Regions from separate parts of the Homo sapiens genome. Here region 2 is linked to region 1. The links are chromatin loops, found by intact Hi-C in ENCODE. Cell type or tissue: CD4-positive, alpha-beta T cell. All regions are shown on one strand. Each heading gives the region's core, and the rest is flanking DNA. Links, peaks and the distances in the headings are about the cores only.

Region 1 (9,966 bases), core at 337-8,336:
AGCCACTGTGCCAGCCAACATTTTCTTTATTCAGTCACCCATTGATGGATACTTAGGTTGGGTCCATGACTTTGCTATTGTGAATAGTACTGCAATAAACACAATGAGTCCAGCTGTCTTTTACATGATTTCTTTTCCTGTGGGTAGATGCTCGTTAGTGGGATTTCTGAGTCAAATGATAGTTCTAGTTGTAGGTCTTTGAGAAATCTCTATGCTGTTTTCCAGAGAGGTTGAGCTAATTTACATTCCCACCAACAGTGTATAAGTATTCCTCTTTCTCCACATTCATGCCAACATCTGTTGCTCTTTTACTGTTTAATAATTGGCTTGCAGATTTTTGACTCCTCAGTGGCAGCCTGATTTTGGGGAGAGCTGCACTGGGCCTGCCAAGGTTTGCTTCTGGGCAGCTGAGGTTGGCACTTGCTGTCTCTGAGCCTCTGTGAGTGTTGGTCCAGGTCTCTGGTTTTCAGGCTATGCATTAGAACCAAGCAGTGAGCTTTGAAAAACTATTGATGCCTGGGGTCTTTTTGCTCACATTGGACTGGGCATCGGTATTTTATTTTATTTTATTTTATTTTTTGGAATCTTGTTCTGTCACCCAGGCTGGAGTGTGGTGGTACAATATTGACTCATTGCAGCCTCCGCCTCTCTGGTTCAAGCAATTCTCATGCCTCAGCCTCCCAAGTAGCTGGGATTACAGGTGCCACCATGCCCGGCTAACTTTTTTTGTATTTTTAGTAGAAATGGGGTTTCACCATGTTGGCCAGCCTGGTCTCGAACTCCTGACCTCAGGTGATCTGTCTGCCTTGGCCTCCCAAAGTGCTGGGATTACAGGCGTGAGCCACCGCGCCCAGTCAGGCCCTATCTTCAAATATAGTCACACTGAGGGTTGAACTGTGATGTATAAATGTGGGGGAGACACAAACATTCAGTCCATAACACTCCCTTTCCCCCAACCCTAGGCAATCACTAATCTACATCGTATCTCTACAGATGACCTATTCTGGACATGTCATATAAATGGAATCATACAATGTGTGATCTTTCATATCTGGCCTCTTTCATATAGCTTAATGTTATCAAGGTTCATCCACACTGTAGCATCTCATTTCTTTTTATTAGGAATAATACAGTTTCACTTTATGGATTGCTGTGGTTTGAACATGTACCCCAGAGTTCATGTGTTGGAAACTTAACCCCCAATTCAACTGTTGAGAGGTGGGAACTTTAAGAAGTGATTAGGTTATGTGGGCTCTTCCCTCATGAATGGATTAATGGCATTATTGCATGAGTAGGTTAGTTATCAAGGGAGTGGACAGCTGATAGATAAATGGATGGGTTCTGCCCCCACCCCACCCCCTCTCTTGCACTGTCTTGCCCTTCTGCTTTCTGCTGTGGGATGAGGCAGAAAGAAGGCCCTCACCAGATGCAGGGCCCTTGACCTTCGACTTCCCAACCTCTAGAACTGAAAGAAAGATATTTCTATTCTTTATAAATTATCCAGCCTTAGGCATTCTACGATGCAGCACAAAACAGACTAAGACATGGATATGCCACTTTCATTTCTTCAATCATCAGTTGACGGACATTTGGGTTGTTTCCACTCGGGCTATTATGAATAATGCTGCTATGAATACTCATGTACAAGTTTTTTTGTGGAATATGCTTTTATTTCTCTTGGTTACATATCTAGAAGGGAAATTGCTGGATCATATAACTCTATGTTTAAACATGTGAGGAACTGCCAGACCATTTTCCAAAGTTAGTGAACGATTTTACATTCCAACCAGCCATGTGTGAGGGTTCCAATCTCTCCATATCCTCACAAAAACTTGCTAATTACCTCTTTCTTTTCAGCTTTTTTTTTTTTTTTTTTTGAGTCGGAATCTCACTCTGTCACCAGGCTGGAGTGCAGTGGCACAATCTCTGCTCACTGCAACCTCTGCCTCCCGAGTTCAAGTGATTCTCCTGCCTCAGCCTCCCGAGTAGCTGGGATTACAGGTGCCTGCCACCACACCCAGCTAATTTTTGTATTTTTAGTAGAGACGGGGTTTTGCCAAGTTAACCAGGCTGGTCTCCAACTCCAGACCTCAGGTGATCCGCCCGCCTCGGCCTCCCAGAGTGTTGGGATTACAGGCGTGAACCACTGAGCCTGGCCTTTAAAATATTATCATTATTATTTGAGATGGAGTCTCGCTCTGTTGCTCAGGCTGGAGTGCAGTGGCACGATCTCAGCTCACTGCAGCCTCCACCTGCCAGGTTCAAGGGATTCTTCCGCCTCAGCCTCCCAAGTAGCTGGGACTACAGGTGCCCACCACCATGTCTGGCTAATTTTTTTGTGTGTTTTTAGTAGAGACTGTTTTCACCATGTTAGCCAGGCTGGTCTCGAACTCCTGACCTCAGGGGATCCACCCACCTCGGCCTTCCAAAGTGTTAGGATTACAGGTGTGAGCCACTGCTCCTTGCCTAATTACCTGTCTTTTTTGTTATTGCCATCCTAATAGGTATGATGTGGCATCTCATTGTAGTTTTGATTTGCATTTCTCTGGGGACTAATGATGTTGAGGATCTTTTCATGTAATCATTGGCTATTTATATAACTTCTTTGAACTGTCTATTCAGGTCGTTTGCCCATTTTTTCTTCTTTTTCTTTTTTATTCTTGACACAGGGTCTCCTCTGTTGCTCAGGAGTTCAGTGGCACAATCTCAGCTCACTGCAGCCTCTGCCTCCAGGTTTCAAGCAATTCTCCTGTCTCAGCCTCCCAAGTAGCTGGAATTACAGGCTCCCACCACCACGCACAGCTAATTTTGTGTTTTTAGTAGAGATGGGGTTTTGTCATGTTGGCCAGGCTGGTCTCGAACTCCTGACCTCAAGTGACCTGCCCGCCTTGACCTCCCAAAGTGCTAGGATTATAGGTGTGAGCCACCATGCCTGTCTCGCATTTTTAAAAAGCTCCCCAGGTTGTTCCGATTTGCTGCTGGGTTGATACTCACATTCCAGTGCTCAGATCTGTCCAGAAGAGTGGCTGCAGCACAGTTGTCTGTCCATAACTACCTCTATGGCCTCTCGTTTCCACCTCGTTTCTCAGGGTCTCAGTCCAGGGAAGGCCTTGCCACTTTGTGGCTGGAGACTGTGTCTTGCTTTCTGCTCTGAGTTCATCAGTAACTTGGGAAAGGGCTGTTTCAGAGCAGGCCTGGGCCACCTCAGTGCTGAGGAAGGGCTTTGTCTTGCAGGCTGGCTGGGGGTTGGTTGCCTGGGAGTGTTTTCCCCGAATTTGCAAGGGGCTTGCGCCCGGGTTCGAGTTTACGTGTGTCCATGACCAAGTCTTGGAGGGAAGGTCCTAGTGTAGAGTCTGTGGGTGGGTTCACTGTGTCTGTCCCCGTCCCTCAGATTTCTTTGTGTCTGGTATGTATGCCTCTTGGGGCCTCTATTTATCTGTCAGGGTCTCCGATGGGAGGGTCTCCGAACCTGAGGTCTAATTGAGCCTTAGAATATCACTCCTGCTACCAATCCAAAAATTCCGTCTGGGACAAGTCTCCCAGGAATGGCATGGGTGGGAGGGAGGCTCTTGTCTAGGACTCAGGCGCTAGCTTTGAGCGGTGTCTGTTTGGGGGCCTCAGTCCGTGTCTGTAAGTCTCCCTAGGGAGCGGCTCTGGGGCTTGGTCTGGAGAAGCCACTTCTCTCTGGCTCTGGCCTCCTGGGGCTCCCTGCAGCTGAGGCCAAGGCTGGGGTGTGGCCGCCTCCGCGGCAGGCCGGCGGGCTGGGCTCGGGTGGGCCGGGGCGCTCCCTCCTTTCCACGCCCCCACCTCGGGTTCCCCCGTTCATCGCCCCCCCATCCCCATCTCAGCGGGTCCCGGCTTCCTTACATGGTCACGGCCGGGCTTCCAGCTCCCGGACGTCCCCCGCCCCCCGCCCCCACCGGACACGGCCCCCGCCCTGTTCGCCCCGCGCCACCGGCCCGCGCCCCGCCATGGAGGACCTGGGTGAGTGGGGCCGGATCCCCGGGTCCGTGGCCCCTCACCGCTGCCCAGAGCTGCCTCCCCGCCGTCGCTCTCCCGCATCTCCCCATCCCTGTCTTCTTACTTCTGCTTTTCGCCTCTGCCCGCGCCTCCTTTCCAACTCCACGTCCCCCTTCCTGCCTCTCCCTTCCTGCCTTTCCTGGGCCGGCCGCTCCCTCCCTTCTTCCCTCGCTGTGCTCCTCCATCCCAGGCTGCGGCAGATGGAACGGGAGGTGCGGCGCCCGCGGGCGCCCGGGCGCGGGGCTCTGGGGAGGGAGGGGTTAAAGGGGCCTCGGCCCGGGGACCGGGAAAGTAGAGGGCACGGGAAAGTCTGGCATCAAGTTTTGGAGAAAAAAAGCGGGCCTGCCTGCACCAGAGTTTTGGGAGAGGAGGAGTTAAGGGCTCCTGAGCACAGTGAGGGTCAGGTCCTTGAGGCAAGGAAGAGAATAGTAACTCAGGAGTGCCTAGGCGCCCGCGAAGGCTTCAGGGTTTCACGCGGGTGCTCAGAGACGAAGACTGAGGGCAGGACTTCTGGGTTCTGGAAGTGAAAGGGCTCAAAAGACCCGGATCTGGGGATGCAGGGATGGAGAGAGGTGTCTTGTCCGGAAGGGGGACCCAGGTATCTCGTCCTCCCTGCGAAGCCTGGGGCTGGAAGGCTGTGCGCTCCACGGGAGAGAGGGGCTTCCGGCCCCTGGCGGTAGAGGGCGCTGCTCGGTAGGGGTAACTGACGCTGTACCGCAGATAAACAGCCAATCAGAAGGCAGGTCCCAGCGAAGCGCCAGTGAGGAGCCCAGGGCGGGACTCAGGGGCCTGGGAGTGGCCAGGCTGGGCGGGGCCTGTGTAGGTAGAGGGAGGAGTTAACCAGCATGGAAGAGAGAGCGTCCAATCAGAAAGCTGAGGGCCAGGCACTGGGCCAATGGAGCAATTTGGAGGGGAGCCAAATTTGGCTTGGGTGAAGAGCCCATTTTGACTGCATCAGAGAAGATGGGGAGAATAAAATAATCAGGAGGCTGGGTTTGTGCTTGGCTCCAAGCGTGAGCAACTGGGATATTCTGGTCATAAATATTCCTTGCTACCCTTCGAGCAGTGCTCTGCCTGGCTCTGGCCCTGTGACCTCTTCTCTTAATACTGGCTTCTGTCCTTCTCCAGTACTGCCCACTGGGAACCTTATCTTCTGATCTAACCGTGACCCTTGTCTCTCTCCCTGATGGCCTCTTCCTGCAGATGCCCTGCTCTCTGACCTGGAGACTACCACCTCGCACATGCCAAGGTCAGGGGCTCCCAAAGAGCGCCCTGCGGAGCCTCTCACCCCTCCCCCATCCTATGGCCACCAGCCACAGGTGAGATCGGATGTTGGGGACTGGGGCAGCCACTAGGGCCAGGCTCGGCCTGGTCTATGGGGATCTCAGCCTCAGTGGGGCAGAGTGCAGGCCTGTCATCCCACCTGTGCGTCTCCGCTCTGTAGACAGGGTCTGGGGAGTCTTCAGGAGCCTCGGGGGACAAGGACCACCTGTACAGGTGAGGGGCCTGGAAACCAGGGCATGGGGGCCAACTGAGTCTCAGGTGAGGAGGCTTGGATTCCCCACCCCTGAACCCAGGCTCCCACTCTGCTTCCCAGCACGGTATGCAAGCCTCGGTCCCCAAAGCCTGCAGCCCCGGCGGCCCCTCCATTCTCCTCTTCCAGCGGTGTCTTGGGTACCGGGCTCTGTGAGCTAGATCGGTTGCTTCAGGAACTTAATGCCACTCAGTTCAACATCACAGGTACCAGGGTGACTGAGAGAGGCCTTGATGCGATAGGGGCAGGGGAGGGAAGGGTGGGGCAGAGACTAAGAGGAATACACTTCCCAGAGTAGCAGTTAAAGGGACCTAAAGCCTCAAGTGTGAGGGTGCGTTGAGCATGGCCCTATATGTAGCGTCCTCCTCTCCTCTCTCCAGATGAAATCATGTCTCAGTTCCCATCTAGCAAGGTGGCTTCAGGAGAGCAGAAGGAGGACCAGTCTGAAGATAAGAAAAGACCCAGCCTGTGAGTTTGGCGTCGTTGTCAGGGCTGAGAGATGAGTCCTGGATATCTGAGTCACTAGAGGGAGCGTTGCTCTGGGAGGCTCTGAGATGACACAAGCATGTTCTTCACAGCCCTTCCAGCCCGTCTCCTGGCCTCCCAAAGGCTTCTGCCACCTCAGCCACTCTGGAGCTGGATAGACTGATGGCCTCACTCTCTGACTTCCGCGTTCAAAACCATGTGAGTTGGGCAGTGGGCCAGTGTCCATTTGTGGCTCCCCAACCCCTTCTAGACAATTCCACATCTGCTGCTTTGCTGACTCAATTCTCATGTCCTCCCCGCTGCAGCTTCCAGCCTCTGGGCCAACTCAGCCACCGGTGGTGAGCTCCACAAATGAGGGCTCCCCATCCCCACCAGAGCCGACTGGCAAGGGCAGCCTAGACACCATGCTGGGGCTGCTGCAGTCCGACCTCAGCCGCCGGGGTGTTCCCACCCAGGCCAAAGGCCTCTGTGGCTCCTGCAATAAACCTATTGCTGGGCAAGTAAGTGGAGCCTTGTGAGAAGGGAGGCAGAGACCTGTCACAGACCCATCTTTAGTGAGAGCTGGGCTTTATGCTGTTCCCTTTTAGTAAGTTAATCTGGGAAGTGGGTATCATTATTACTTATGTTTTATGGATGAGGAAACTGAAGCTCTGAACCACACAGCAGGTTAGTGGTAGGGTGAAAATTCCAACCATGTTACCATTTATTGTGGTCCTACTGTGTGCCAGGCACTGTGCCAGCTCCTTTACAAACCCTCATCTCATCTGATCTTCACAAAACACTCTGTGGCTCCACCCAATATCTCTCAGGCATCTACAAAGGCTCTCTCTTCCTCCGTCAGAGTCTGGACTGGGTTCACTGGTCCTTGTTTTATTGACTGAGCAGATGTGATTGACAACAGCTGTGCCTAGGGGTTAACCTAGTGCCCCCTGCTAGATCAAGTACCTGACTCCCAGCCCAGAATTGCCCATCTCAGCAAAGGAGGGTGGCATTGTGACTTTTGTGGATCATAGGCACTTTCATCTTCATGAGTCCCTTCGTCCATTAAAATAAATAGATTTTTATGTCTGTGTTGGTGTAAAGATGGGTATGTTATTATTGTGTATTACAGCATTTTCTTCTAGTTCATTTTTTTATTCTGAATTTTTAAAAACGGATTTTTCACTTCCTCCCTCTTATTTATTTTGAGGCAAATTCTCACTCTTGTGACCCAAGCTGGAGTGCAGTGGTGCGATTGTGGCTCACTGCAGCCTCGACCTTCTGGGCTCAAGTGATCCTCCCAGCTCAGCCTCCCGAGTAGCTGGGACTAAAGGCGCCCGCCACCTCGCCCAGCTAATTTTATTTATTTATTGTAGAGATGGGGCTTCGCCATGTTGCCCAGGCTGGTCTCAAACTCCTGGACTCAAGTAATCCTCCCACCTCAGCCTCCCAAATGCTAGGATTAGAGGCACGAGCCACCCAGCCTGATCGTATTTTGATTTTAAAAAAATTAAAACGTTTTTATGGGCCCCTAAATGTATTGTGGGCTCCAGGCGCTGTGCCTGCTGTGCCTCATGTATAGGTCAATCCTGGAGCGCAGCTGGAAGACGGAACACGGGAGCTAGATCTCCATCGCTTACAGGCTGCGTGATCTCGAACACTGGATTCTTTATTCTGATCGCTCAGAGAGGACTCGAAAAACGCCGCGTAAATCTTGCCTCACTGGGCATGTGGTTGTCAGAGCCGCTCTGACCCGCCTCACCTCCCACTCGCAGGTGGTGACGGCTCTGGGCCGCGCCTGGCACCCCGAGCACTTCGTTTGCGGAGGCTGTTCCACCGCCCTGGGAGGCAGCAGCTTCTTCGAGAAGGATGGAGCCCCCTTCTGCCCCGAGTGCTACTTTGAGCGCTTCTCGCCAAGATGTGGCTTCTGCAACCAGCCCATCCGACACGTGAGCCCCGCCCGGCCGCACCGAGCCCGCCCTATCTCACCAGGAGAGCTGTGGGACGGGCCTCCACCGCATGGGTCCCGCCCCACCCGCGATACCCCACTCCACCCCTACCCCTTCCCCTTGGCAATGTCCACGGCCCCTTGGACTCCACTCTTCCTTTCTGACCCCCACGTTCCTAGTTAGATCTTCTCCCCCTCCCCCCACGCATGCCTTAGTCCAGTCACCCGGGTTCCGCGCGGGAGAGGAAGGCGCGAAGGCACGGAGGCCGCGCTGAGTGCCCTCTCCCTCCCTGCAGAAGATGGTGACCGCCTTGGGCACTCACTGGCACCCAGAGCATTTCTGCTGCGTCAGTTGCGGGGAGCCCTTCGGAGATGAGGGTGAGAGTGAACTCGACTCCCATCTTAAAAGCTGCGGGTCCCCTCGACGTCTCGCCCCAGCCCCTCCGACCTCCGGAGTCCTCAGGGCCATGGTTTTCCTTCTGCTCTCTTCTGGCCCTGCCCTCTCCTACACAGACTCCGGACCCGAGCCCTCCCCGCTCTGTCCCGCCATAGACCCGGCTCCTCCTTCCCCAAGGCTCCCTCGGACTGCCCCTCCTTCGGCCCCAGATCTCAGGTCTTGTGGGTCCCCCGTCCCGCCCGCACCCTTTGCTTTCAGCCCACTCGGTTCCCTCTCCTAGGTTTCCACGAGCGCGAGGGCCGCCCCTACTGCCGCCGGGACTTCCTGCAGCTGTTCGCCCCGCGCTGCCAGGGCTGCCAGGGCCCCATCCTGGATAACTACATCTCGGCGCTCAGCGCGCTCTGGCACCCGGACTGTTTCGTCTGCAGGGTGCGAGCTGCGGGGCGGGGCGTTGGAGGGGCGGGTCAAGGGTACAGGGCTGTGGGGCGGGGCCTTGGAGGGGCGGGTCAAGGGTGCAGGGCAGGGGGCGGGCCCTCGGGGGGGCGGGTCACGGGAGGTGCTGCTAGGAACCTCGGGTGGGGCGAGTTTTCCGGGCAGGGTCCCACCGGACGGGATTCTTCGCGTCTAGGGCGGGCTGCGGGGTCCCAGGGCGTTATCCGCTAGTAACGCGCGTTGTCTGGCAGTGGCCGCTGACCTGTCTGTCCTCTTTCGCGGCTTCCCTTCCCCAGGAATGCTTCGCGCCCTTCTCGGGAGGCAGCTTTTTCGAGCACGAGGGCCGCCCGTTGTGCGAGAACCACTTCCACGCACGACGCGGCTCGCTGTGCGCCACGTGTGGCCTCCCTGTGACCGGCCGCTGCGTGTCGGCCCTGGGTCGCCGCTTCCACCCGGACCACTTCACATGCACCTTCTGCCTGCGCCCGCTCACCAAGGGGTCCTTCCAGGAGCGCGCCGGCAAGCCCTACTGCCAGCCCTGCTTCCTGAAGCTCTTCGGCTGACAGCCCGCTCGGCTCGCCCTCTCCCCCGGAGGCCGCGCCCTCCCGGAAAAGCCGGGTCCTCCAGACCCCGAGGCCTTGCTCTCAGAGCGGGAGGCCCCACCCACTGGAGAGCCCCGCCCCTAAGGTACTATGAGTCCTCAGGGGTCAAGTTCAGAAACGGCCCAGCCAGACCTAAACCCACACGCCCACAAAGTGGATTGCACACAGACAAGAACTCCCGTGCGGGCCTCCACTCTATTCCCACCCTTGAGGGAGCCCCCTTACTGGGGGAGGGTCCTTGCAATTCCAGCGAATCGGAGGCCAGGCCAGGACGTCCTTGCTCCCTGCACCCTCACTGTTCTGTGCACTTTTTCTACCTACATAAACACACGCATTCCACCTCTCCCTGGTGCTGTCTCTGAATGCGCGCAGGAGCTTGGCCCTGACTCCCCACCCCCGCGCTGGCTCTGTCCCCGGCCGTCTCTAGGTCACTGCCCTGTGGCCGCAGCGGGACCTGCAGCCTCAGCCCTTGCAGGTAGCCACTCCTGCACTTCCTACTTCAAGTATCAGATGAGCCTGAGGCTGGAAAGTGTGGCGACTCGCGCAGGACTGTACAGATAGTGGCAGA
Region 2 (10,808 bases), core at 1,411-9,410, 390 kb after region 1:
TGGAAGCCTGAAGTTGCCTCAACCCCACTACTCTCCTCATCCACACGGTACACACTGCTCAGAGGCCTGAGGACTTGCCCCATTTCCTAGCCCACTGCTGTTACTACAGACATCAGAGCAAGCCTCCTGAAGGCCTGAGAATCAACAGGCTTAGGCACACTAACACCAGTGCCCACATACACTACCCAGCAGCCCAAGGACAGACACCCTCAACCCTTTACTGCTGCCACTGTCACCATGGGGGCTGAAGGACTGGCCTATCTGGTGTTCCATTCCTACCAAAACCTCACCACAGCCTCAACTAGCAAACACAGCCTAAGCAAGGTTATACCTCATAATGAAGGAGAAATAAAGACGTTCCCAGACAAGCAAAAACTGAAGAAATTCATCACCACTAGACAAGCCCTGGAAGATTACCTAGACAGAAAATCAATAATGAAACATCAGATTTAAACTGTACTTTAGACCAGGGGTCCCCAACCGTCGGGTCACAGACCAATACCCACCCCTGGCTTGTTAGGAACCAGGAAGCTCAGCAGGAGGTGAGTGGCAGGTGAGCCAGTGAAGCTGAGCTCTACCTCCTGTCAGATCAGCAGCAGCATTAGATTGTCATAGGAGCTCAAACCCTATTGTGAACTGCACATGCCAGTGATCCAGGCTGTATGCTCCTTATGAGAATCTAATGATAAATGTAATGCACTTAAATTATCCTGAAATCATCCCCCTCCCCTAGTCCTAGGAAAAATTGTCTTCCACGAAACCAGTTCCTGGTGCCAAAAAGGTTAGGCACCGTTGCTTTAGACCAAAGGAACCTAACAGACATCTGCAGAACACTTGATCCAATGACTGCAAAACATACATTCTTCTCAGAAGCACATGGAACAGTCTTCAGGATAGACCCTCTGTTAGGCCAGAAAACGAGTCTTAACAAATGTTTAAAAATTGAAATCATATCAAGTATTTTCTCATACTACAGTGAAATAAAGCCAAAAATCAGTAGCAAAAGGAACTTTGAAAACTGTACAAATACATGAAAATTAAATGACATGCTCCAGAACAACCATTGGGTTAATACAGAAATCCAAACAAATATTTAAAAAATGAAGATGAAAACACAATATTTTGGAAACTATGAAATGCAGCAAAAGCAGTGTTGAGGGAAGTTTACAGCAGTAAATACCTACATCAAAAAAGTAGAAATATTTACAGTAAACAACCTAATGATACACCTCAAGAAACCAAAAAAGCAAGAACAAACTAAGCTCAACATAAGCATAAGGAATAATAAAAATCAGTCAAGGTGCAGTGGCTCATGCCTGTAGTCCAGCACTTTGGGAGACTGAGACAGCTGGATCACCTGAGGTCACGAGTTTGAGACCAGCCTGGCCAACGTGGTGAAACCTCTTCTCTACTAAAAAATACAAAAATTAGCCAGGTGTGGTGGAGTACACCTGTAATCCCAACTACTCAGGGGGCTGAGGCAGGAGAATTGCTTGAACCCAGGAGGCAGAGGCTGCAGTGAGCCGAGATGGCACCACTGCAGTCCAACCTGGGCAACAGAGTAAGACTCCGTCTTAAAACAAAACAAAACAAACAAACAAACAAAGAAATAATAAAAATCGGAGAAGTAAGCAAACTAGAAACTTAAAAAAATACAAAGGGCCAATGAAATAAAACTTTTTTTGAAAACATGAAACAACATTCATAAACCACTAGCTAGACAAAAAATAGAGAAAAGACCCAAATAAACAATGTCAGAAATGAAAAAGCAGACATTTCAACTGATACTGCAGAAAGAAGTATGAAAGATAATCAGAGACTCCTAAGAACAATTGCATGATAACAAACTGGAAAAATTAGAGAAAATATCTAAATTCCTGGACACATACAAACTATCACTATTGAATCAGGGAGAAATAGAAGACCCAAACAAACCAATAATGAGAAATGAGATTGATACAGTAATAAAATGTCTCTCTGCAAATAAAAGCTTGGGGCTTGATAACTTGACAGCTGAATTCTACCAAACTTATAAAGAAGAACTAATATCAATTTTTCTCAAAGTATTCAAAAAATAGAAGGGGGGGGAATTCTTTGTAACTCATTCTATGAAGCAAGCATTACCCTGATATGAAAACAATACAAGGATACAATGAAAACAGAAAGCTACAGTTTAATATGATGAATAAAGATGTTAAAATCTTCAACAAAATACTAGCAAACTGAATGCAACAGCACATCAAAAAGATAACATGCCACAATCAAGTAGGATTTATCCCAGGGATGGAAGGATGGATTTCCACACACAAACCCATAAACACAATACATCACATTAACAGAATGAAATACAAAAACCATACAATCATCTCAATAGATGCAGAAAGAGCATTTGACAAAATTTAACATCTTTTCATGATAGAAACGCTCAACAAACTAGGCCTACAGGAACATACCTCAACTTAATAAAGGCCATATATGACAAATCCACAGGTAACATTATACTAAATAAGGAAAAGCTTAAATCTTTTCTGCTAGGGACTAGAACTAAACAACGATGTTCATTTTCACTATTTCTATTCAACAAAGTACTGGAAGTCCTAGCCGAAGTAATCAGGCAAGAGAAAGAAATAAAAGGCATCTAAATAGGAAAAGTGAAAGTTTAATTGTTGCTTTGTGCAAATGACATGATCTTATATTTAGAAGAACATAAAGATGCCACCAAAAAACTATTAGATTTGATAAATATGATCAGCAAAGTTGCAGGACACAAAATCAACATACAGAAATCAGGAGCATTTCTACATAATAAGTAAGTGGCTGAAACAGAAGTCAAGGAAGCCATCTCATTTACAATAGCTACAAAATATTAAAATACCTAGTAATAAATTTAGCTGTGGTGGTGAAAGACTTCTACAAGGAGAACTAAAAAACACTGATGTAAGATACTGAAGAGTACATAAAAAAATGAAAGGACATTGCATGCCCATAGATTCCATGCCCATAATTTTTTTGTCTAGCTAGTGGTTTAGCCCATAGATCAGAAGAATTAATATTGTTAAAATGACCAAAGCAGTCTACAGATTCAATGCAATCACTATCAAAATGCCAACTTTTTCACACACAAAAGAAGTCTAAAATGTGTATGGAACCAACAAAGAGCCTGGAGTCAAAGCAATCCTGAGCAAAAGAACAAAGCTGAAGACATTGTACCACCTGACTTCAAAATATCATACAAGGTCAGAGCAACCCCAAAAGCATAGTGTTGGTATAAAAATAGACACAGAGACCAATAGAGCAGAATAGAGAATTCAGAAAAAAACCACATATTTACAAGTAACTGACTTTCAACAATGGCACTAAGAACATACGTTGGGAGAAGGATACCCTCTTCAATAAATGGTATTGAAAAAACTGGATAGCTATATGCATAAGCTATTCAATTCATTTGAAGCTAGACTTCTATCAGTATATATATATATATATATATATATATCAGTATATATATATACTGATAGAAGTCTAGCTTCAAATATATATATTTATATATATATATCTCAACTCAAAAAATATATATGATATATGATATATATATCATCTCAAAATAAAAGATTGAAACACAAACCCATAACTATAACACTACTAGAATAAAACATAAGAGAAACCCTCCTGAACATTGATCTAGCCAGATATTTTATGGCTAAGACCACAAAATCACAAGCAACAAACAAATACTAGAAAATGGGACCATATTGAACTACAGAGCTTCTGCACAGCAAAGGAAGCAATCAACAGTGATGAGACAATTTGTTGAATGGGAGAAAATATTTGCAAATTATTCATGTGACACTATCAGTTATATAACTAAAAGATAGGAAAACCTATGTGTACACAAAGGCTCCCTGCAGCACTATTCATGATAGCTGAATGGGTAAACAACCGAAATATCAACCAGTGAGAATAAGGAAAAACAATACACCATGGAACACTACATAGCCGTAAAAAAGAATGAGTTCATGTCCTTTGCAGGGACATAGATGAAGCTGGAAACCATCATCCTCAGCAAACTAACACAGGAACAGAAAACCAAACACCGTATGTTCTCACTCATAAGTGGGAATTGAGCAATGAGAACTCATGGACACAGGGAGGGGAACATCACACACCAGGGCCTGTCAGGGGGTTGGGGGCAAGAATAGGGAAAGCGTTAGAATAAATACTGTGGGAGGCAAGCCACCCAGGTGCCAAGGCAGGAGACCGAAGGCACAAGTTGTTCCAGTATAATAAAGAAAATAATTAGAATAAGAATAGTTATATTAGAAATAGAATATAGACATGATTATATATGAATATTATTAATCATTAGTTTGTAGCATTACTCTTTTATTAATAACTTCTGTCCTACAATTATAACTTAGAAAAACCAGTCCATACAGAGTCAGGAGCTGAAGGGACATGATGAGAAGAAGTGACCAGAAGGCGAGTGTGAGCCCTCTGTCACGCCTGCACAGGGCCACTAGAGGGCTCCTTGGTCTAGCGGTAACGCCAGTACCTGAGAAAGCACCTGTTACTTAGCAGACCTTGGTCTAGCGGTAGCGCCAGTGCCTGGGAAGGCAGGCAAACTTTACTTAGCAGACCGGGAAAGGGAGTCTCCCTTTCCCTGGGGGATTTAGAGAACACTCTGCTATACCACCTCTTGTGGAAGGCCTGACAGCAGTCAGGCCCTCCCGCAGCCATACGAAGGCCTAAACATCTCCCTGTGATGCTGTGCTTTAGCGGTCACGCTCCTGGTCCACTTTCATGTTCCGCTCTGTACACACGGCTCTGCCTTTTAGATAGCAGTAGCAGAATTAGTGAAAATATTAAAGTCTTTCCAAGAAATGCATAGAAGAAATAATGACATAAGCTGTCCCCTCTCTCTCTCCACCTTGGCTACCAAATAGGGAAGGGCCCCCTGTCTGGTGAACACATGACTCGCATGACCTTACCTATCATAGGGGATGACTCACACTTCTAACCCTGCCCCCTTTCCTTGTATACAATAAATAGCAGCGCGGCCAGGCATTCGGGGCCACTACTGGTCTCTGCGTCTTGGTGATAGTGCTCCCCCGGGCCCAGCTGTCTTTTCTTCTATTTCTTTGTCTCATATCTTTATTTCTGTGATCTCTTGTCTCCACACACAAAGAGAAAACTCACAGGTCCTGTAGGGCTGGACCCTACAAAATACATAATGCATGCAGGGCTTAAAACCTAGATGACGGGTGGATAGGTGCAGCCAACCACCATGGCACATGTATGCCTATGTAACAAACCTGCACACTCTGCACATGTATCCCAGAACTTAAAGTAAAATAAAAACCATACATATATATGTTTTTACAATGAAATATATTCAGCAATCAAAACTGAGGCACGTAATGACACATGGTACAAGAGGAGTAAACTTTTCAAAAAGCTAAGAAGAAAGCAGAAGCCGGAGACCTTATACTGTAGAATTCCAATCATAAGACATGTCCAGAAAAGGCAAATCTCTAGAGACAGAATATAAACTAATGGTGTCTAGGGCTGGAAGAAAATGAAGAGTGACTACAAATAGCACAAAGTCTTTTTAGAGATGAACAAAAATAAATTCGACTGAGATTATAATTGCATAACTCAGCAAATACACTATGAGGCATGCAATATATACTTAAAATATGACATTGTGGCTCATCAGGCTGTGTTCTGAGCACAGGACTCCAGCGAGGTGCCTAAAGTCCCATAAATATATTCCAGGAGTCCAGAGAGCAGTGGCTGTTTTATTTATAGTATTTTTGAGTATAGCATTTTTAGTGTGTGATCAAGATATTACGTTATATACAGAAATTATCATAGTTGAAAATCTTACCATTTTTCCTTAAAGCATCAAATACAATTTATAAAACACAAAAGGGAAAGAAAGCCTATGGTGCTGTCTGCATTTCATCCTGGCATAGGTGAAACTCTAGCCTCTCATTTGGCTTTTGGTGGCATACGTGGGCAGGCAGCCATGGTTTTTCAGTGGTTTTGGCTGTAGTAGGGCAGTCACTGGATAAAAGTTTTCTGGTTTTATTTTTTTGCCTTTGCCTATTGGTGTATCTGAGTTGCCAGTTTCTTTAGCTCCAAGACTACAGTATATGGGCAAAGAAACCCGTGTTTCACCCCACTCTGTTATCACATCTTTCTTCGGTTCACGAACAGTATGCTTGCTTTCTTCCACCTTTTAGAGCTTTCTCCATTTGGTTTCATGTATAATGTCCAGGGATTTTAGTTGTACTTATTGGGAAGAATAGAGACATGTATGTCTAGTCTGTCTTCCCCAGAACTGAAATGCTTGGTTGTGAATGGATTAAACTGAGCTATCTCTAATTTGCCCATTATCCAAGCAGAAATATCAAGTTACTGATATTAGTTCCCATCTGAGGCTCTACTCCAGGTGGTGGCATCCCTTCCTGGGCACTGGGGCCTTGGCTGAGGCAGCAGGGAGAGATGCTGCCACTCAGGTCTTCAGCTCCCCTCTAGCATAGTGATGTCACTACCTGTGGTGGGGAATATGATTAACAACAAAGTCTCTTGCCAACTCAGGAAATCTCTCCGGAAAGATAGAAGAGAAAGAAAACAGTTTCATTGAAGAATCATTAAACGGCATTGTGATGCACAAAACAGATAATAACCTAGCACATTGCAAGAAAGAAGGAAATCTCACCCTTGTGCATAGCCAGGCAGCTACAACCAGTGCATGCGTGTTCCCGAGATAAACAGTAACCAGTCCTCAGGGAAGGGACTTGACAGCACTGTTTTTACATGTCCCTCAAGGGTACCCACTGTGTTCACTAATCACATTTATGACAAGAAAAGACCAGTGTCTCATAGTTTATGGCAGGAGTAGGTTAGTAAGTTAGAGCCAGGCACTGGCGGAAGCTGGGCTCCTACCCTCTCATGGGAACTTGCTCCCTTAATGATTCCATTTTAGAGAGATGGCTCCCAGGCCCTTGAGAAAGACAGTCCTGGTTGGAAGTTGGTAAGCGGCTTACTTAACTTTTGGAGACTTCCATACGTCACAAGGGGACAGAGAAGAAACTCATAGGGACAAGTTTTCTTTTAAAAATGCTCTGAAAGAAAAAGGCAGGGTTCCTTTTTCCTCTTTCACTGGGACAAATTTGTTTAATTGGTGATTACCCTTGTATCTGCCAATGGTTCAGTGACCCCCCATCTTCTACTCTCCAGTCTTACCTCAGTTCAGCCACTCCCTCCTGCTCTCTGGTACTCAGCCCTGTGCCTTCCAGCCACCTTTCTCCTTATATCATCAATCCTGTTTCCTAAACTCAGGGATTTCCATGCTCTGTCGGGATCCTGCCTCACTGCACTGCCTCCTGGACGCTCTCTGCAGGCTCTGAGTTGGGGCAGCCAGGGGGTCCCCTCCCTTGGATTCAGCCTCCAGGCCACTGTCCTGTGCCCCTATCAGATACTTTCTAGCATCTGGACACATTTAGGTCACATAGTGGATCTGGCTTTCTACTTGTTTGATGCTGGAGGGAGTCTGGATCTTGTTCTTTCACATACATAGAAGGCAAAGCTCAAAACTGATTTTGAAATTCTTTGTTATTAATTTTGGACTGAGATAAATTCTCTATTACTTTATAGTGACACATATATCGTAGCTCAAAGTTTAGTAGTTAGAATTTTAGATTATTATTTTCAGTACTGTGATTTCCCGTATTTAATCAACTTATAGGAAAGGCATGATAAAGAGATTATCTCATGTTTGAATACCCTTTTCTTTAATTTTTGGATTAGCTCTCTTCCCCCACCAACTCGCAATCTTTCTGCTCTAACCACAGGCACTTTTGGCAGCCATGAATTCTTATTCTGGGCAACAGGAGTGGCTCCACAGATGATGAGTCTATGGCCTGTTATACATGGAGCTCTTGCAAGCAAGTCCTGGTGACCACAAGGTGACCCAAGGCCCCTTCTCAGGCCAGATCGCTATGCCTGAAACAAAGGAAGAACCCTTCAGGGGAAGGAATATTTAGCCTGAAAATTCTTTTGTTCACTCACTTTTCAGGTGTCTTTATCCATTATTGAGCATCATAAATATCCAGATGCACAGATGCTTCCTGATATGTCCATGAGTTTAAAGATTGGACATTACTTCGCCCAGCAATCCTCGTTTTCAAACTTGCCAAGTAAGGTTTTATCATCTCCCACCAACAGAAACAAGGTCATGCTTAGGCCTTGGTGGCATAGAGGGAGGGTCTCTGAAAGTCACTCAAATATACACTCTGAGTAGTTTCAAGGTGTATTCACTTTTCTCTGTCCCTTGTAGGCCAGTCCTTGGAGAGACTAGGAAATCCAGAGTTTCCTACAAGAATGGGGATTCCTTGGAAGAGAGTTTCACCTTGAATCAAGAAAGAGGAATCACATACTTTCAAAGGAAATTTCTCATGATCTCAAGATCTCAAGAACCAGGGGCAGAAGGAAAAGCTGGGCTGACACAATGGTGGTGGTCCTGTCTCCATTCAAAAAGCTACCACTGCCTCTAGACCCTCTCAGGATGGCAACATTTCCTGATTCCAATCCTAAAATAGGCAAAGTTGGGAGGATGCAAACTTCTCCATTCTGTGTCAGACATGTCTTAGGGAAAACCCAAATATGAATAACCAAAGAAAAGTATGAGAAAAAAATTGAAAATCTATTCTAGGCTATTCACAGTGTTTTGCTGGTATCCTGGGATCCACATGCATTTCAAGAAGACTGAAGTGTGCCAGGCCTGCAGGACAATGAAGAGTGAATGTCTTAGTCCTAGACTATGGCCTGTCCATTCAGGTTCATGATACAGAATTGTCTTTAAAAGATGACTTGCCAGAGTCAGACATCAATGAAGAGTACTACATGCAGAATATAGACAAGCAATTGTGGACTCTGATGGAACATGGTAAGTTGGCCTGCTGGAGAGAGTCACATATACCAGTGACACGCTGCTCAAACTGGCGCAGACCACATGCTACTACCAAAGGAATACGCACATTTGCTCCTTCTGAGTGAAAGGAGAATGTGAGGGAGAAGAGGAGGGTCCATACAGACATGAGAAGCCTACAGATCCAGACGATCCCCTTGCTGATAAGAATATTAAAGACTGAATCCAATATTATGGAATCAATGACCCCGGAGCAGATAAGCCTCTAAAGCAGGCTTCACCATACCTTGTCTGGATCCACCAGAGGACAAGGTTATCACCACACTCTGTGTTGGTGATCTCGGTGATGCCATTACTGAGACAGATCTAAATAATCATTTCTAATTATTTGACGATCTGAATGATCACTGTTGTGCAGACAGTAGAGTGCTTTCCATCCAGGTTTCCACAGGGCAGGCTGCAGAAGTGGCTGCTGAGAAATCCTTTAATAAGTTGATTGTCAAGGGCTGCAGACTCGGTAGAAAACGGAGAGGATCCCAAGCAGCCAGAGGGAAAGAAAAAGGACAGAACCACAGGTTGGGATCCAGCTAACGCCTATTCCAGCACTGCCAGGAACAGGAACTCTTCCTCCTCCTGCAGCAGCAGCAGCAGATGTATCTGCCAACCACAGCAACATACCCCCACGTGCTCCTCCAGCTGTGGTGAGCATTGCCTGGCCACCAGCCCCTGGCATGTCCTGCTGCTCCCCCCAGGATTTCAGCCACCCATGTTCCATCCAATGGGACCATTGCCTTCCTTTTGAGAGGACTCTAGGATCAATCCATTGTGTTGGATCCTGTGTTGGACTCCAGGATCAATCCATCTCAGGACCCCCAGAGGATGGGAGCTTGTTCTGGAAATCACAGCAGCCCCTGTCATATTTTCACCACCCTGTGGTTCTATGGAAGAAGCATCACTTTAAAATCTCAATTAATGAACATTGGAGGAAATATTTTTTTCTTTCTTTGTGGTTCCCAGTGCACCTGAATGTGGTCACATATGGGCATGCTTTTTCATATGGATTCAAAGGATCAATGGAGCTCAAATAAGCTGTCATTAAAACATCTGTTTACTATGACTGTAACATGACTAATAAAACCTACTGCCTGTTCCTCTCACCTCTATGGGGGATGAGTGGCTGAGTGAGTTACAGAATGTCCAATGGAGTTAGCAGTCCAATCATATAATCATTTTGTCTCTTTTTATGACTGTGGAAATAGACCTGAGGGGAAAAAAAACCTTTTGAACATGTTTGTGTCCATGGGGTATTTTCCATTTTATTACCTTAAAAAAGGATCACTGGTACTAATTGTTGTAGTGGTGTGTGTGATTTAACTCTTGTGAAGCCACACCCTCAGAAAAACAGGTAGAAACCACTTCCCATCACAGCCCAGATCTTTTCTTTCCTGTCTTTTCCTCATGTATGACCAAAGAAATCTGAGTAGTAGTTTTACTTCCATATACACCAAAAAAAAAAAAAAAAAAAGACAAAATAGAATGTCTTTTTACTTCTATCAGCCAGATGAAAACAGACTTCTTGGAGCATTCTATCATGAAATTAGAAATCATTTTTATTTACATGAAAATTATGGAAACAATTTTCATTAGGTTTGATGAATTTCCCTAAGCTCGAAAGCTAAACACAAGCATTTCCTGACATATCATCAAGAAGAGAAATAGCCTGAAACACATTTGAAAAACACATTAGTATAGAACCCATGCACCCCTCCAGAGTCTATCTTAAGAAGAGCTCCTCAGTCACACACTAGTCCTCTGCCCCAGGCCCCAAGTCGTCCATGAAGCTCTCCTCATTATCTCAGGGGAAAAAGTTCCCTGG

Evidence for each region. Hi-C counts contacts between places; a loop is a spot of excess contacts. Peaks named below come from ENCODE experiments on the same cell type or tissue, not always from the same donor. Only the 100,000 strongest peaks of a DNase experiment are listed, where the experiment ranks them.
Region 2: a loop joins it to region 1, with 6 times the contacts of the local background. A loop is called at or near these places in 6 of 110 quality-filtered maps.

Annotation. Positions count from the first base shown.
Region 1 is chr16:31,468,218-31,478,183 of GRCh38, forward strand. TGFB1I1 (transforming growth factor beta 1 induced transcript 1) reads left to right here and starts at 3,935. Exons shown (of 11, transcript NM_001042454.3): 1 at 3,935-3,984; 2 at 5,224-5,339; 3 at 5,465-5,517; 4 at 5,618-5,760; 5 at 5,935-6,022; 6 at 6,133-6,238; 7 at 6,346-6,540; 8 at 7,795-7,968; 9 at 8,264-8,345; 10 at 8,645-8,793; 11 at 9,093-9,741. The coding sequence starts at 3,972. The coding sequence ends at 9,359. RefSeq lists enhancers at 4,274-4,814, 7,329-8,061, 8,062-8,793, 8,794-9,526 and a silencer at 8,820-8,909. In CD4-positive, alpha-beta T cell, for the core only: no CTCF peak of the experiment used is centred there; DNase peaks (open chromatin) are centred at 4,794, 7,924 and 8,114; H3K4me3 peaks cover 819 bases; H3K27me3 peaks cover 2,425 bases.
Region 2 is chr16:31,855,035-31,865,842 of GRCh38, forward strand. It overlaps the pseudogene RBM22P13. Among named protein-coding and RNA genes, the nearest start is that of ZNF267, 13 kb to the right of the region's middle. RefSeq lists a silencer at 4,450-4,539. In CD4-positive, alpha-beta T cell, for the core only: a CTCF peak has its summit at 4,525 (motif pointing right); DNase peaks (open chromatin) are centred at 4,527 and 6,557; H3K27ac peaks cover 604 bases.